Linked DNA regions of Mus musculus: region 2 is linked to region 1. The links are chromatin loops, found by intact Hi-C in ENCODE. Cell type or tissue: heart. All regions are shown on one strand. Links, peaks and the distances in the headings refer to the core of each region. The heading gives the core; the rest is flanking DNA.

Region 1 (7,611 bases), core at 2,457-6,456:
CTCCCAGCGACCTCTGGCATTGGGCAGGCAGGGTCAGGCCTGAGATCCAGGCCTTTCCAGAGAGGCCCATGGTGAGCAAGCATGCATGGGGAGTCACAGGCAGAGGAGTGAGAGAGCTGGAGGGGGAGAGGGAAGGAGGCAGAAAGGGGGTAGAGGGAGAAGGAGAAGGGGAGGGGGAGGAGGAGAGGGAGGAGGGAGAGAAGGAGAGGGAAGGAGGGGAGGAGGAACAGAGGACAAGAGACCTTGGGACAGAGGTGGTACCACAGAGGGAGGACCAGGGCAAAGGGAGTAGAAGAGAAGGGAGGGAGGGGTGTCTTCCAGCAATGTAGCCCCCAGGAGTGTTCAGGGCAGGCAGGCTAAGGACGGAAGACACGGGATAGGAAAAATCGAAAACAATCCTCAACGGAAACCATGAGAGAATGGTCTAGAGCCAAATCCTAGAAAAGGCAAGCATGCAGATTTCCACAGACTTTTGAAGGCTGGTTCCCCAGCCTGTGGGCACTCCTGAGGCTGGGCAGACTGGGCAGGAAGGGCTGCCTTGCCCGAAAGCTCGGCTGGCTGTGCTGCCTGGGGCCGGCCAAGGGTGCAGGGGCAGAGGCAGGGGTGCAGGACGCAGGCAGGGGCCAGGCCACTTACACTTGACCTGCAGGATCTGGTCGCTGAGGTTGGCTTGGAGGTAGTAGGTGCTGTAGGGTGGGAGCACCAGCCCCAGGCTGGGGAGGAGGGGAAGGGAGAGCACAGGTCACTGATGAGGAGAGGTATGCCACACTCACCCTTCCTTTCCTAGGGCCTTGGAGCCAAAGAGGCTCAAGCTGTGGTAGCCACAATTCCCCTACACAACTGCATATCCTAGGAATGAACACCTTGGAGACACCAGGGGTCCTAAGCTCTCTTCTCCCCAAACCTTCCCAAAGGCTTCGAAACTACTAGTTCCAAAGTGACTCCCCAACCATACCGCCCACCTCAGCACCCATCTGCCCCACCATCTCCTGGCAGAACATGAACCCTATGAGAGCCAGGGAACAGTATGGACTGGTCCTGGGGTGTGAGAATGCTCCTGGCATTCCAGAATGGACCCCAGAGCCGCTGTATAGGCCACAGTGAAGACAGCCTATGCTGAGAGGGTCAAGACTGGCTCTGAGGCCATGGTGCAGATTGTGAGCAGATGGGGGGTGCAAGAGGAGAGAAGCAACCAGGTTCAGATGTCAGGGTCACTCTCTCCCTTCCCTGTCTGCCCAGCTTGGCCCACTCACCTGTAGTTGGTACTCCTTATAGGCACCCAGGTGTAGTTCCGAATCACTTCGTCTATGTACCTCTGGGAGAGGAGGCTGCATCAGGTTCTTGGGTGAGCGGGCAGGGGAGGGTGGGTAGGGATGGGTGTCCATTCCGATGCCCTTGTTCCCTGGTCTGTGCCTCCATACCTCATCCAGGGATTTGACCAAGGTTCTGATCTGCTTGTGGCCTTTGTCGCCGTCAATCATGCTGCGACGGATCTGCAAGGGCCAAAGGTGTGAACCCCCTGCTCCCGCGCCAGCTATTTTCTTGTGCTCTCCCCCCCCCCCGCCCCCAAGCCTTCAGCTCACCTCCTCCTTGTTCTCATCTTCCAGCTCTGCGTCCAGGAAGTCCAAGGTCACAGGCTCCCGGAAGTTGGTAGTCTACAGGAAGCCAGATAGGAAGTCAGGAGTCCTGGTCTTGGAGGGGCTCCCAGCCCTCGGGGGGCTACTCACTTGGCTCACCTGGGGCTTGAGATTGGGATGTAGCAACACGTAGCCGTTCAGGTCGATGGCGAACACATAGCCATTGGCGCCGAGCTGTGGGGTACAGGTTGGGGGGCTCAGAGGGCTGAGTGGGGATTTCTTAGACTCTGAGCTGCCCTCCATTCTGTTTCCCATACTGCTTGCCTTTACAGGCTGGGTGTTCCTTGTACACCAGTCCACGCCAAGGTTGACTAGCCCTGTAGGTAGGTGGGCATTCTCCATTTCCCATTTCCCACGGAGGAACCAGCCAGCCCAACCTCTGTATCTGCAGGACGCTCGCTCACAGGCTATTGCTTTTGGGCCGCTGTGTGGCTCCCTCATATCCACTACTTTCTCAAATGTTGCTTTCCTGTCCCCATTTTAGTGGTGGTGGACAGGAAGGAGAGACTCTTAGGCTCCCACAGGCCTGGCAGAAGACCCGGGAGTGGCATCCAAGAACAAGTCATTGCCTCTGAGTTTCTTACTGTATGTGGGGCCTCTCAGGCCAAACAAAGGTTTCCCATGGTTCAGGCTTGAAGTTGTCACACACATTTAGCACTTGTTCTTGCTTTCATAGTTGAGACCCAAGTTCTCTAAGCACAGGCTCTGAATAGCCAAACCACCATCCTGTCTGTCCCTTCCTTGGCTCCAGTTTCTGCCTTCCACTCTCAGGCTCTTATTTGGAAGAGTCCTTCTGCCCCACCCCACCCCTACCCCCTGCCAGCATACTTCTGGGCAGGGCTGAATCTGGCCTGCCACCTGTTGCTATAATTTGTCTGTAAGCCTCAAGTGGGTTTTATGGCTTGATTTATTTATTGAGACAGGATCTCTCTGTGTAGCCCTGTTTGTCCTGGAACTCCCTCTGTAGACCAAGCTGGCCTCGAACTCAGAGATCTGTGTGCCTCTGTTTCCTGAGTGCTGAGATTGAAGGAGTGGATCACCACTGCCCAGTGGGTTTTAAGGTTGGGAACTGGAGAGGCAGCTTACAGTTAAGAGCACTAACTGCTCTCCCAGAGCACTGGGTTTGACTTCCAGCACCCATGCAACAGCTCATGGGCATCTGTAACTCTACTTCCAGGGATGCAGCGTCTTCTTCTGGACTCCAGAGGTACCCAGCACAGAAAAACATCCAGGCAAAATATCCACACACATTGTATTTTTTGAAAAAAAATAAAAAAATAATTACTTTGTGTTGTAAAAATGTTATGGAATTCAAATATCAATATCTACAAATAAAACCTTATAGGCCATCAGGCATGATGGTATACACCTTTAATTCCAGTACCTGGGAGGCAGAAGTAGGCAGATCACTGTGAATTTGAGGCCAGCCTGGTTTATGTAGTGAGTTCCAGGATAGTCAGAACTATATAGAGAGACCCTGTCTCAAAAAACCAACCAATAAAAATGAAACAAATCTGCATGGGCCATTTATCAATGATTTGTGTGCAGCTGTGTTCACATGATAGTATTAGCGTGGAAAATGGATGTTTAGATCAGCAAGGCCTGAAACACTCACAGACTAGTCCTTCCCGTGAAGCTTGCTGTCCCCAGCTTCAGACCAAACCCTTTGGGAAGTCTTTCTGTGACGGTCTTTCAGTCCCCATGTCTCCCCTGCTGAGTCTGGCTTGTGTCACTATGGACAGCAAACCAGGGCAGAGGGGCAGGTGGACACTTACTGTGTAGTTGGGAGTCAGCCTTTTGATGTCATTCAAGGCCACATCGATGCCCATGACACCCAGGATTAACTGGTTCTGGACACAAAGGAATGGGAAGGTATGCTATAATGAGTCAACTCCATAGTAGAACCCCCTGGCCCAGGCCTAAGGGCTAAGCTGCTGATACGGAGAGCTGCTTTGCCAAATCTGTAGCATGCCCTAACCCTCCTCCATCCCCAGACCTGCTCCAGGCATGCCAACTCCTCCCCAGATAACCCACTGGGCAACTCACCTTCTTTTCCCCAGGGCCATCCTGTGTCAGGTTGAAAACAGGGAGAGTTCCTGTTACCACCAACCCCAGCCCCTGAAGGGAGAGAAGGATGGGGTCTCCTGTGGCCAGCCCTGTCTTCACTGTGAGTGTTCAGAGAAGGGGCCCAGCCACAGGCCACCTGTCATTTTCTTTTACTTGGTCAACACCAATAAGGGGCCCCTCGAGGGTCTTGACTGTGTGGGGACATCCTTGGGGGAAGGCCACTAGTCCCCTTTCTTTGCCCAGAAGCCTTACCAGTGCATCTTCATACACGTTTGTCCATTGCACTTGCTTGGCGTCCTTGCCTGCCAGTACCATGGGCCTACCCAGCACATCCAGGTATTCCTGGGAGAGGAGAGGCACTAAATGTCCTTCCCAACTCACTCTTCTCTCATCTGCTGCCATGGACAACAGCAGCCACCAGGGGTCGCTATCGGCCCATGGCTGGAAAGCACGCAAAGCATGCAGCCACAACCAGAGGGAAGCCAAGGCCTGGGAGGGGCCGCCTCCTCCACAACCTCACCTGTGTGTTGATGCGGATGGCTCCGATGGAAGGGATCTCAAAATAGTAACCTGCAAAGGGAGGAGATGTGGGTTTGACTGGCACAGCAAGGCCCGCAGCACAGGGGGTAATGTCGCCTGGGTACACCTGCAACACTCTGTGTATTGTGACTCTCCCCCAACTCCTTTATGCTCCCTGTCACTGCCCTGGCACTGTGACCAACGCTACAGGAGAGGATAGATTGTAGGGGTCTAAAGAAGCAGCAGAGGTGGGAGTGGTTAACAGAGACAGGGTGGAGGAAGGAGCCTCATCCGAGGACGTCAGAAACGTGAGTTTTACCCAATCAATCAACAGAGATGGATTGATCAACAAACAGACATTAGCAGAAAGGCTGGAGACAGACAGACAGGGGACATACAGCCAGATGGTCAAGCAAGACAGCCCACCAAATAGACAAAGCACCGGAAAAAGGGTATGTATGGAAGGACAGACACACAGTGCGTGAACAGACAGCTGGACACATGGATGGACAGCTAGCAGAAGGACACAGCAGGCAGAGGCTGAAACCCGATGAGGTACCTTTGTTAGTACAGGCCATCCACTGCAAGGGTGTGACATCATAGTTATGCTGTCCTACGGAGAACGTGAACACACGTACCTGCCGGGACGATGAGGTTATCACAATGGCCACCGGAGGACGACGGCCCTCTCCCGTCCTGGACCCAGCTCAGGGCAGCCACCCACCAGGGCTGAGGCTCACCGTCCGATTGGGCCAATTGTACTTTTCGAAGACATCCTGCACGCGATCCTCACCCCCATCCGTGAACATCATGATCATCTTATTGCAGTTAGCCCGCGTGATGTTGGACTAGTGGAGGATGAACACAGAGTCAGGCAATCCTTGGTCTCTCACAGGTCCAGGGTGGGGCTTCCTCCCTCACGGCAGATGGTACTGTCTGTCTAAGCTGCCTGTTTACTATTAACAAGGCAATCCATCTTCATCTTCCCATGTCACTAAGCCTGGTCCCTCGCCCACCCCTTGCTACCCATTTGCCCACCCGTGGGGCTCACATTCTGTAGCTGGTCAAAGGCATACTCAAAGCCGGCCTTGTAGCCTGTGGTGCCCTTGGCCACCATGCCCTGCACAGCTTCCTTGAACACCTTCTTGTTACGCACATTGGCCTGCACCAGGTGTGTGAAGCAAGACACAGGCTGCGCCTTCTCGTTGAACTGTGGGGACAGTGGGGGGTGGTGAGTGGCTTCAGGCTGGCCACACAGTGTGCAGCTGTTGTACAGGGCTGATGGTTGTCATGGGAGCAGGTTGGATGGGGGTGAGTGGTACCCATCCTGCCTGCCACCTTGCCACTCACTGAGGCCACGTTCACATAGTCATCATCAGAGAGCGTGTCTAGCATCTCACAGACGGACGTCTTCATCAGCTTCAGAGTCAGGCCGCTCACGCTGCCACTCCTGGAAACCAGGCATGGAGGGGGCGCATGCATGTGGGCTCTCAGGGTTTTCCCGTCCTTCCCTCATAAGGTGCCCGGGCAGAAGAGTCCAGTCCTAGCCCATCCCACCAGCCTACAAGGCTCACTCACACATCCACAATGATGACCATGTCCTTGGGTGATGAGGCCCCCTGTATATACCTGCCAGTGAGAAGACTCAGTTAAGGACGGCACCTCCGGGACCTGCGGGGTCTTCCTTCTTCCACCCACTTACTGATTCCTGTGCTTCTTTCTACTGACCACGCACTATGGGGGTTGGAATGGGCCTGGGCACTGGGAAGACCATGCTCAATAAAAAAGACAGTTTTTTTTTTCTTGTGACGTGAGTGATCTGGTTCCCTCATTAAGTAAACAAGAGGTGAGGGGGAGGGGCAGGTGATCCACGGGGACAGAAGGCTTTAGTGGCTTGTGTCCTCTGTCCTAGAGAGACTCCAGAGAGTCTGGCTGTGTAATGGAGGAGGGAGGGAAGATCATGGAGTAGTGTGAGAGAGGCAGAGCAGAGGGTCGGGGTGTCCAGGGATCAAATGAGTAGGTGGGGCCGGCTGACCTGACGGAGGCTCTAGCTACCCCTGGAAGCACCCTCCCTGGTCTGCTTTCAGTTCTGAGTGGGTGTGGGGGGGCTGGGTAGTGGACGACACGCGTGGGGGCAGAGGCAGCTGGGCGGCTTGCCTGGGCGATGGGATCCATTTTCCAGTGGCAGCGATGTGTGAAATGAAAATTGGATAGAGCTGGCTGCGCCCTGCTCGGAGGTCTGGATATTGGGAGGGAGGGGAGCGGGCACGAAAGATGGGGAGTTGAGGGGGTGTCTCGCCTCCACCCCCCTTGCTCACTCACCAGGGTCGTCTTCTGACATCGTACAGGTCAATCTTCTTGGGGGCTCGCCATGGTGTGGCTGTGGAAAGAGGGGGTGAAGGGGCCCGGCCCGGCAGAAGGGTCTGACTGGAGCAGGCGGGAGTGATGGGGATTGACCTGGTTCATTGTACCCCATGGACCTCAGAATGGGTAGGCTTGGAGATGGAGCAAGACGGGTGCTGGATGGGCCAGGGAGACAGTGGTGCCTACCTGGGTAATAGCGAGTGACTCCCGTGGCACTGCCAAAGACTTGCCACAACAGTGTAGGGTCTTGCCTACGGTTCTCAATGAAGACGTTCTCCAGGGCCTCTGTCCAGTTAAGCTCATTGAGGATGACGGTAGCTGAGGGGCAGGGCAGAAGGCTGGGGTTGGGAGGTTCGGGGTCGCCCCCTGCTAAACCCATCTCCGTGGCCTCCCCTGCTTTCTGCCTGCCCAGGCTTTCTTTGATTTCCCAGGATCTCATGTGGGGCCACACCAGCTCTTCCAGGGAGATTTTCTTGCTCTCCCTCCTCTAAATCATCAAAGGAATATCTCAGCCTACCCCTCATCCAGGCCTCGGTGAGCAAGCAGGGCTGATGTGGTTTGTGGCCTGTGGAGAAGGGCCGCCTGGGTGGCAGGGAGCTGTGAGTTGGGCCCCCATCCAGCATGCTGCCTGGAGCCTGCAGCCGGCCCCCAGGGAGCTCACCCACTCAGCATGCACTCCAGGCCGCAGCCACAAGAAAGCAATTAAGGGCCCGCTGATGGGGCTGGAATTATTCAGCTATTAAGGTACCTGATAAGCTGGAAGCCACTCAGCTCCATGATTAATCAACTGGGGCCAGGAGCAGGCAGGGGCAGCAGTGGGGGCTGCAGAGGGGCAGGGGTGGGGCCAGGATCCTCTTCCGACACAGGCGCGCACACACACTTGCACACATATGCGCACGTACATACAGCCTGCATCCATGGCAGGCATCGCTGCCTCTAATTTCTGTGCTTCCAGCCAAACGTAGGAGCCCCAGCCCCTTACGCCCAAACCCACCCAATTGCTACCATGGGCGAGGGGTACACA
Region 2 (7,611 bases), core at 2,349-6,348, 51 kb after region 1:
GACAATATTTGTGGCCGGCATTGCTCAGTTCTCTCTTTGCAAGCCCCAACTTAAGATTCAAGACTGGATCAAGGGATTTTTAAATTGGATTACTGGATGGGGGTCCAGGGAGGGAGGAACAATGGAATAGGGGAGGAGGGTCAAGACCCCCAAACTCCTCCTCTCATTTGCGTCCAGGCTGCATACAAATGTGGAAAAGAAGAAAAGGACCAGAACTTGATTAAAAGCAAATTTAAAACATAATCAAGTTCAAAGCTGACTTTGAACAATTAGAACCAAGGCAATGGGCAGCCCTTCTGTTCTCTGGGGATATAGAGTAATCCTAGAATCAGGCTGTAGTAGGAACACACTGGCCAGGACAGGGCTGGGACAGCCAGGGTTGTAGCCTTAATGAATGCCTCAGGAAAGTGGGGAAGCCACAGACTGGGATCCGAGTCAGGAAGCCCTGAGTTCAAATTCTGGTTCTCTTGCATCCTGTCCTGATACATGACACGTGCAAGCCTCATGTCTCCTTCTCGAAGATGGAGTAGCACAGACTTCCCATGGGAAGTGCCAAGAGAATGGCTCATGATAGGCTGACCAAGTGGTGAGCGCCTTGCCCCATCATCCTTCCGCTGAAAATCATTTTGTATTTGTCATTGACAAATACCAGGGAATGGGCTGGTGCTCCTGACTCAGAGGAGAGGAGGCAGGTACCTGTCTTGTCTCTCAGCCAGGGATGAGTATGTGGGGTACAGGAAAAGAGAGGTCCCTGACCATGCCCCAACCTCGTCTGTTGTTAGGGTTGGCTGTTCTTATAGTATTGGGTTAAGGGGGTAGGGAAGGACTCTAATTGGGCTGGCAAGCCAGTTTTGGAAGTATATGTTCATAATTGCAGCTCATGAGGCACGGGGTAGGAAGACTGGAAGGTTGGGGCCAGCCTGGGCTACATACGAAATACTTATCTAAAACAGAAGTTTGAACAAGGCAACTATGTTCTGTAACTTGGGAAGGGGCAGGAAACCTAGGAAGCAATGTGTAAACTCAGGGGCTGGGATGAGTGAGGGGCAAGGAGACAGAACAGGATGAGAGGGGACACATTCGGGAGAGGCAGGGGGTGGGGATGGTGTGCTGGCTGGGTAGACTTGACATGGCTTGACACTCGTAGGTAGAGACCTTTGACCCCTTCTGTGACAGCCTGCATTCCAACTGACTCCCCATATCTGTGACCAGGAGGTCCCCCAAATCAGATGAGACTAGGCTTTCTAGGCACGGCTCGGGGTTTGCTGGGTTCATAATCATAGGGAGATCCTTAGAAACCATTTTTTTTTCTAAACTCAGAGGTCAGCCCCACTACTCTCTTCCATACACATAGGTCACTTAAGACAAAGGAGCTTGTGAGGGACAGCAGGGTCCAGCTACTGGAAAAGGAGACTCATTCTCCATCGGGTCTAGATATGAAGGATCTAGGTGAGTTGTCTTGCCTTGACCCTGGCCATAGTTGTGGATGGATGTACTAATTTTTTTTAAAGTGCTTTATTGAGATTTAATTGACAGCAAATCCAGTCAGATTAAACACGCATTTCAGTGGTTCTTAGTATAATTAGAGTCATGCAAACTACCACCATAATCTAAATTTAGAAATTTTCATTACCATCAAAAGAAACCCTGTATTCACCAGCAGTGTCTCCTCCCCACTAGCCCGTGGCAATCAGTAAGCTAGTTTCCCATTTTTATGTGTTTGCCTTTGCTGGATACTTCATTGAAATGGGATCACATACGTGGCCTTGGTCACTGGCTTCTTTCACTTGGTGGGATTCATTTGAGTTTATCCATGTTGTAGAGCACATCAAAATATTTATTCCTGCCTTCCTTTCTCCCTCCCTCCCTGCTTCTCTCCCTTCCTTCCTTCTTTCCTTTCAACCAGACATTGCTATCTTCTACATGGGCTGCTGATCTATGGGCAGAATGGATGCCTCTTGCCCATTTCTGAATGTCTCTGTAGCTCCTGAGGGCCCTCCCCACCTGCTGTCCTTGGAGTGAGCAGGGGCTCTGATTGCTTTATCAGGCTAACCTGGCAGGTCTTACTACTCATGAAAACCCAGCGCCTGTGAGCTGCTACCTCTCTGAGTACAAATGGGAAGACAGAGGCCCGGGAACAGGCAGAGAAATATTTAAGATCTGGGCAGAGCAGGGGCTCCAGCCGTCCCTTGTCTGTGGCTGCCTCTGTGCCCTCCCCTCCCCACCAGATCCTGCAGCCCACCTAGTGGCATACTCGACCAACAAGCCACTGTTCTGACCTGGTACTCACTCCACCCTCCACAGACAAGCAGGGGACCAAGAGGAATGAGAAAACTCCAGGCCCTGCGGGAGGGAGAGGCAGGACAGCCTAGGTCTGCCAGGTCACTTTGCATGCAGCCAAACCCAATTAAAGCGGTCACGGCTGCCCACAGCCCCACAGCACTGCCTGCTGCTGATTCTCCTGCTGGAATTCAGGGATTCGAGTGCTCTGTGAGAGCGAGGGTTGGAGCACTGCCTTCAGTCAAGGCCACTCCACCCTGCCTTCTCTTAATGTTCTCAAGCTCCCAACACACTGGCCTACCTTCAGGGCCTGGACCTTCCTGTCCAGCAGGCTCTCGATGTCCCCTGCCACTTTCTCCACCAATTTCTGTGGTTCATTCTCCTGCACTTCAAACAGGTTCCGATTGTCCTTGTAGATCTAGAAGGAAGCAGAGGTTAAAGGTGAGGCCAGAATGGTCCATCGCTCCCACGCCACGGTCTCATCTACTCGCTGTATGCATACCTCAGTTCAGCCCTTATCCCTGGAGGACATTGGTTTTGGCCCCAACAAGCACAGAATCCAGGGCCTTCATGATCTCAGGGGAGGGGAATGCAGGCCTGGGCTCTATAGCTTACATCTGGGCTGAGGGTCCAGTGTATAGGCTAGTTGGTGGCTAGTGCTGGTGGTTGATGGGAAGTTTGCCTTGTCTGGGCCTCAGGGGTCATGACTTGCAACCCCCTGTGTGCTATGAGCAGCGGCAGGGAAGAGCAGGCCGGATGGGAGGCAGAAGGCGGGGTGTGTGGTGAGTGAGGGGGAGCCGCAAAGCATATAATATAAACCACATCCCCACATGAGGATGCTCTCACACCTACACACACACATATATGTACATCTCCGCGAACGTATCTCTCACGTGTGCATACTCACAGTTACTCTAGCACATAGCCTCAGGCAGCTGTGCTCCTCTTGCGGGGGCTGCCCTGGGCTATTTGCAGAAACTACGGAGAGTTCTAGGAGCCCCCAGGGCTCCTCTGCCATTCAAGGCACAGAATATTGATGGAGACCGGGTAGGGAGAATGAATCTGCCCATTCCTCCTCCTTAGGAGACGCGGTCTCAGTACACACGCATGTGTTGGTGTAAATTGATGGTTAGTATGTGACATGGCTTGATATTGCCATCTGTGTGCACATGCCAGCGTGTGGGCTTGGGGCTGGGTGTGGCTGGGTCCTCTAGCTGTAGCCTGGGAGCCTGTATGTGAATCCCAGCAGCAGATTTCTGCAGACATCTTTGTTCATGCTCGGGGTCTGGGGTATGTGCATGCATACGCATGCGTTCTACACCTGAGAGTGTCTCCAAGCCTGATCTGGTCTGTGCCCCCATTCAAACAATTCCAGGAAGTCTGTACCCTAAGTTGGTACCTTCACCATTAGAGGTCATAAGCCCGCTACCCTGACAGAGCCTCGACACCAGGCTGTGCAGAAGTGGGGGCATGGGGAGACAGGAAGAACTGGTGGTGAGGGGACCATAAGGAGGTGACAGAGGCACCTGATGAGAGACAGGCAGGCAGGGAGCGATACGGTCGAGAGTGACAGAAGACGTGCAGAGATAAGGACGCTGCCATCTGACAGGAGGAAGGGCTGGAGGCTCGGTGCTGCCAGAGCTTCAGCTCTGCTGACTGCCTAGTGCCTGGCAGTGCAAGGGTTAAGGCACCACAGAAAGCAGGCTCAGGCAATCTTCTCCCGCCATCCCCATCTCTCTCTCTCTCTCTCTGCTTTCTTTTCTTTTTGTTCTTCTCTTAGAACAAAATAATTTGTATGAAGTCGCTCCTTCCTACAGAGCTGTGGCAATTAGGGGGGTGAGTGGCAGGCCTGATTGTACAGCCAGGGAGGACTGAGGTGCTGAGTGGACACCAGGGCAGGTTGTTCCATAGAACCCTTGCTCAGCCTCTGGACCAAGGCCCTCAGGGGACCAAAGGAAAGGCAAGCAGAGAATCCTGTTAGGAGGACCAAGAATCAGACAAACGAACACAATTCTGGACAAAGGACTGAGTGACAAAGCCACATGCTCTGTCCTCCCTGATATATTCATCTCAGGTTTGGAGGTTTAACATCTCACACACACACACACACACACACACACACACACACACACACACACACACACACACACACACACACACACACCCCATTCCATGCTTTGGAGCATAGTCTGGTTGTATTACTACTGCGGTCTGGGCTACACAGTTGAAGCAGCACCCAGCCGATCTGTGCCAGCAGGGGGCGCAGCTGCCTGGCTTGTCAGGGCCAAGGGATGACGTTCCAACACATTAGATTCGCTTGTCAAGGTCATTCCTAGGCTCTGAGGCTGGACTGCACAGGTTTCCCAAAGACTGCACGTCTTTTTGAAAAGCCTGGGAACCCCTTTCTAGGGCTTAGGATACACTTTGAAGTCTACGTGACTACTGGGTTGGATCCAGTAGCCAGAAAAGATCTGGTGTCAGGGCCACACTCCAAGGTCCCAACAGGTGACACAGAGCTGGGAGTCTGAGGTTCTCCTGAAGTCACCGTTTCTGAATCCCCAGTGTTTGATATATGTGTGAGAATGGGAGTCCTTGCAAGCCAAAGAACAACAGCCCAGTTCATGTCTTTGGAACCCTGTGCCCTTGCCTTTACTATCACCAAGGCTGAGAGTAGTTTCAGCCCCCACCCTGCCCCCACTCTTCTGCTAGATATGCCCGCTGAGAGCTTTCGAAAGACATCAGCTTTCATTCCTGGCTAGCCAACCTCCTTCTCCTGAGTTTTACCCAAGTCCGGCCCCACACCCTCAACTCTCTCCCTCAGCCACCCTGTCCTTTTCCCTAACACCTCACTCTCGGCCCTGGAGGTGATAACAGAGGAGCCCAGACACCAGGGAGCCACTGATAGCACACAGAGACAGCTAGCTCTTCTGCTGTCCCCCCAAGCACCATGTCTGTGTGCAGAGGACACTCAGCAAAGGCAGATGCCCGATTCCATGTTGAAGAGCAGAGCTTTGGGACATGGGTTTCATCCCTGCATGCCTCTGCCAGGCTCTCTTCCTGCTCCACTTCTTGCCAAGGACCTATCACAGGGTCCTTTTGCCGCTTGCCCTGGTGGCTGCATTTGAGGCTTCTTTGGACTATTGCTAGCAGGCCTCGAAGCCATGCTCTCCCGATTGATCTGTCTTCCTATGAGCTCTAAATCCTGCCTAGAGTGAGGAAATGGATTGTAAGGGGTTTTTGGTGTAATGAAGACAGAATCCTAGTGGCTGTTCAAGCTGCCAGCCCAGTCAGCTCCCATTCCCAAATGAAGCCCTTTAGGGACTCCTGAATGGCAGGCCCTTGGTGTCTCACACTTCCAAGATTCCTTTGGGCCTGTTCCAGCTGCTCTGTTCCCTGGAAGGGCTCTGAGCTTGGTCCTGAGCCCAAGGGAGATCCAAATGACAGTGCAGCAGGTGCCCCTACCCAGGAGATAGGTCATCTCCACATTGATGTGGTCCAGGGAGCTGATTTCCAGCATGGACCCAGGAGGGAGACCAGAGAAAGTGTGGCGCTTGGATCCTGCTAGCTAGTTTCCCACCAACACCAACCCCTAGTCTTGGGACCAACTGGGACATGGCAGAAAGGCCAGGGCACAAGGTGCAAGGCCTCAGTCACAGCAAGACCACATGCCTGCTGGTTTCCTTGTCCCAGAGAGTTATTTGGAAAAAAAACCACACGTAATAGTTCCCATGGCAACGCTGCCTCAGTGGTCCTCACCTTTATCCAGATAGCTGGTTTGATTTGAACAAAGGCACCAGTGGGTACCCAAGCTGCTGCAACTCTAAGCCATCCATGTTAGTAGAGCAAAGAGACTTCACCCCACAGGGGATGGAAGAAAGATGCTGGAACAGGGAGGCAGACAGAGTCATGTAGGCACGTGGGGGAGGGAAGGAGACAGTGGCAGAGGGCCTGAGGAACAGCAGGGACGGTTAAGGCAGAAGGAACAATTTATGGGGTTGTACGGAGTCCCTCATATCATGAGCCTCTACCATCCTTTACCATGTACTTTCAAACCACTATTTTTAAAAATGTGTAGGTGTGTGCATGTGGAGGCCAGAGGCCAACACCAGGTGGCACCTTCAGTGACTCTCCACCTCATGTGGAGGTGGGGGATGTCTCTCACTGAACCTGGAGCTCACTGATTTGACTATAGACTGGCTGGCCAGCAAGTCCCAGGGGTCCTCCCATCTCTACAAGTGTCCCCAGTGTTTACGAAGGTGCTAGAGTTTCACTTCAGATGCTTGTGCTTATGAGACATCGTCTCAGTTCCTACCTATAGTCGTGACTCAGTAGGGCTACCTTCTTCCCTTTAGGGCACTCATGCTAGCTCTGTGGTCCCTTTAGGGGTTCCAAACCCTCTGCTCAACCTCTTGCTTCCCAGGGCAGCTACATAAACAAGAAGTGAACCTGTAGACCCTTGGATGGGAAACTTGAACACCCGCAGGACAGAAAGAGTCAGCCTCATCCCCAAACGCCAGGGACATTCAAAAAGCTGCCACAGGCGACAAAAGACCTCAGGACAAGTATCATGGACAGACCCCATCAGGGGTACTATATAAAGTCCCAGAAAGCTGGCAACAGTGTGTGTGGGGGGGCGCCTAGGCCTGAGCCAGCTACTAACCTGCCCAGGGTGAGAAGGTTGAGGAGGGAGAGAAAGGAGGAGGGAGAGGGAGGAGGGAAAAGAGAGGAAAGGGAGGAGGTCATAGAAGGTGTCCCATTGGCTTACTCTGGGGCAGGTGCTTTGCATGCTTGGCCTCACCGATTCACGATGGCCCCTGGAAGACAGTCCATTCTTGTCATCCCCATTCAACAGCCAAAGAGAAGGGAATGAAGCTCATGGAAGAGCTAGGAACAGAACGGGGCTCATCTGATCCAAAGCCCTTGCCTTGGGGTGCTTCACAGTTCTGGCCTCTGCATCCATCTCTAAACTTGAAGGTAAGACTTTTGAGAAAGGGGGCATAAGGGTTTGAAGAGATGAACTGGGGAGTTTGACCAACCAGAAAGGAGCTTGGGGCAGACAAGATGGTGATGATACTGAAGAGCTGGGGCAGGGGGAAGCCAGCCACTCCAGAGGGGAGGGGGCAGAGGACTGGCAGACTTAGCTGGATCCTCTAACCAACCACATAACCCTGGGAGTAAAAACAGGCACACTCTTGAGGCTTCTCCGCAGTGAAGGTGAACGAGCCCTAATCTCTGGAAAATTAAATCAGAGAGAAAATGGAACAAGAAAGATTTGATGCAGGCTTGCCTCGCTTCTGTTTGTCTCCTCAAAGGCTCAGGCTCAGCGTGGGG

The links. A loop is a pair of places that touch in the nucleus more often than their neighbours do. Peaks named below come from ENCODE experiments on the same cell type or tissue, not always from the same donor. Only the 100,000 strongest peaks of a DNase experiment are listed, where the experiment ranks them.
Region 2: a loop joins it to region 1, with 2.4 times the contacts of the local background. A loop is called at or near these places in 7 of 42 quality-filtered maps.

What each region holds. Positions count from the first base shown.
Region 1 is chr9:107,511,295-107,518,905 of GRCm38, reverse strand. Cacna2d2 (calcium channel, voltage-dependent, alpha 2/delta subunit 2) reads right to left here. Exons shown (of 38, transcript NM_001174049.1): 7 at 6,774-6,905; 8 at 6,546-6,603; 9 at 5,802-5,852; 10 at 5,574-5,673; 11 at 5,275-5,433; 12 at 4,964-5,071; 13 at 4,783-4,861; 14 at 4,225-4,274; 15 at 3,957-4,046; 16 at 3,684-3,755; 17 at 3,413-3,487; 18 at 1,737-1,811; 19 at 1,584-1,655; 20 at 1,422-1,493; 2 more. Among named protein-coding and RNA genes, the nearest start is that of Tmem115, 19 kb to the left of the region's middle. In heart, for the core only: a CTCF peak has its summit at 4,121 (motif pointing right); a DNase peak (open chromatin) is centred at 4,235; H3K27me3 peaks cover 955 bases.
Region 2 is chr9:107,460,640-107,468,250 of GRCm38, reverse strand. Cacna2d2 (calcium channel, voltage-dependent, alpha 2/delta subunit 2) reads right to left here. Exons shown (of 38, transcript NM_001174049.1): 3 at 2,582-2,698. Among named protein-coding and RNA genes, the nearest start is that of Gm34037, 26 kb to the left of the region's middle. In heart, for the core only: a CTCF peak has its summit at 4,554 (motif pointing right); a DNase peak (open chromatin) is centred at 4,550; H3K4me3 peaks cover 1,131 bases; H3K27ac peaks cover 4,000 bases.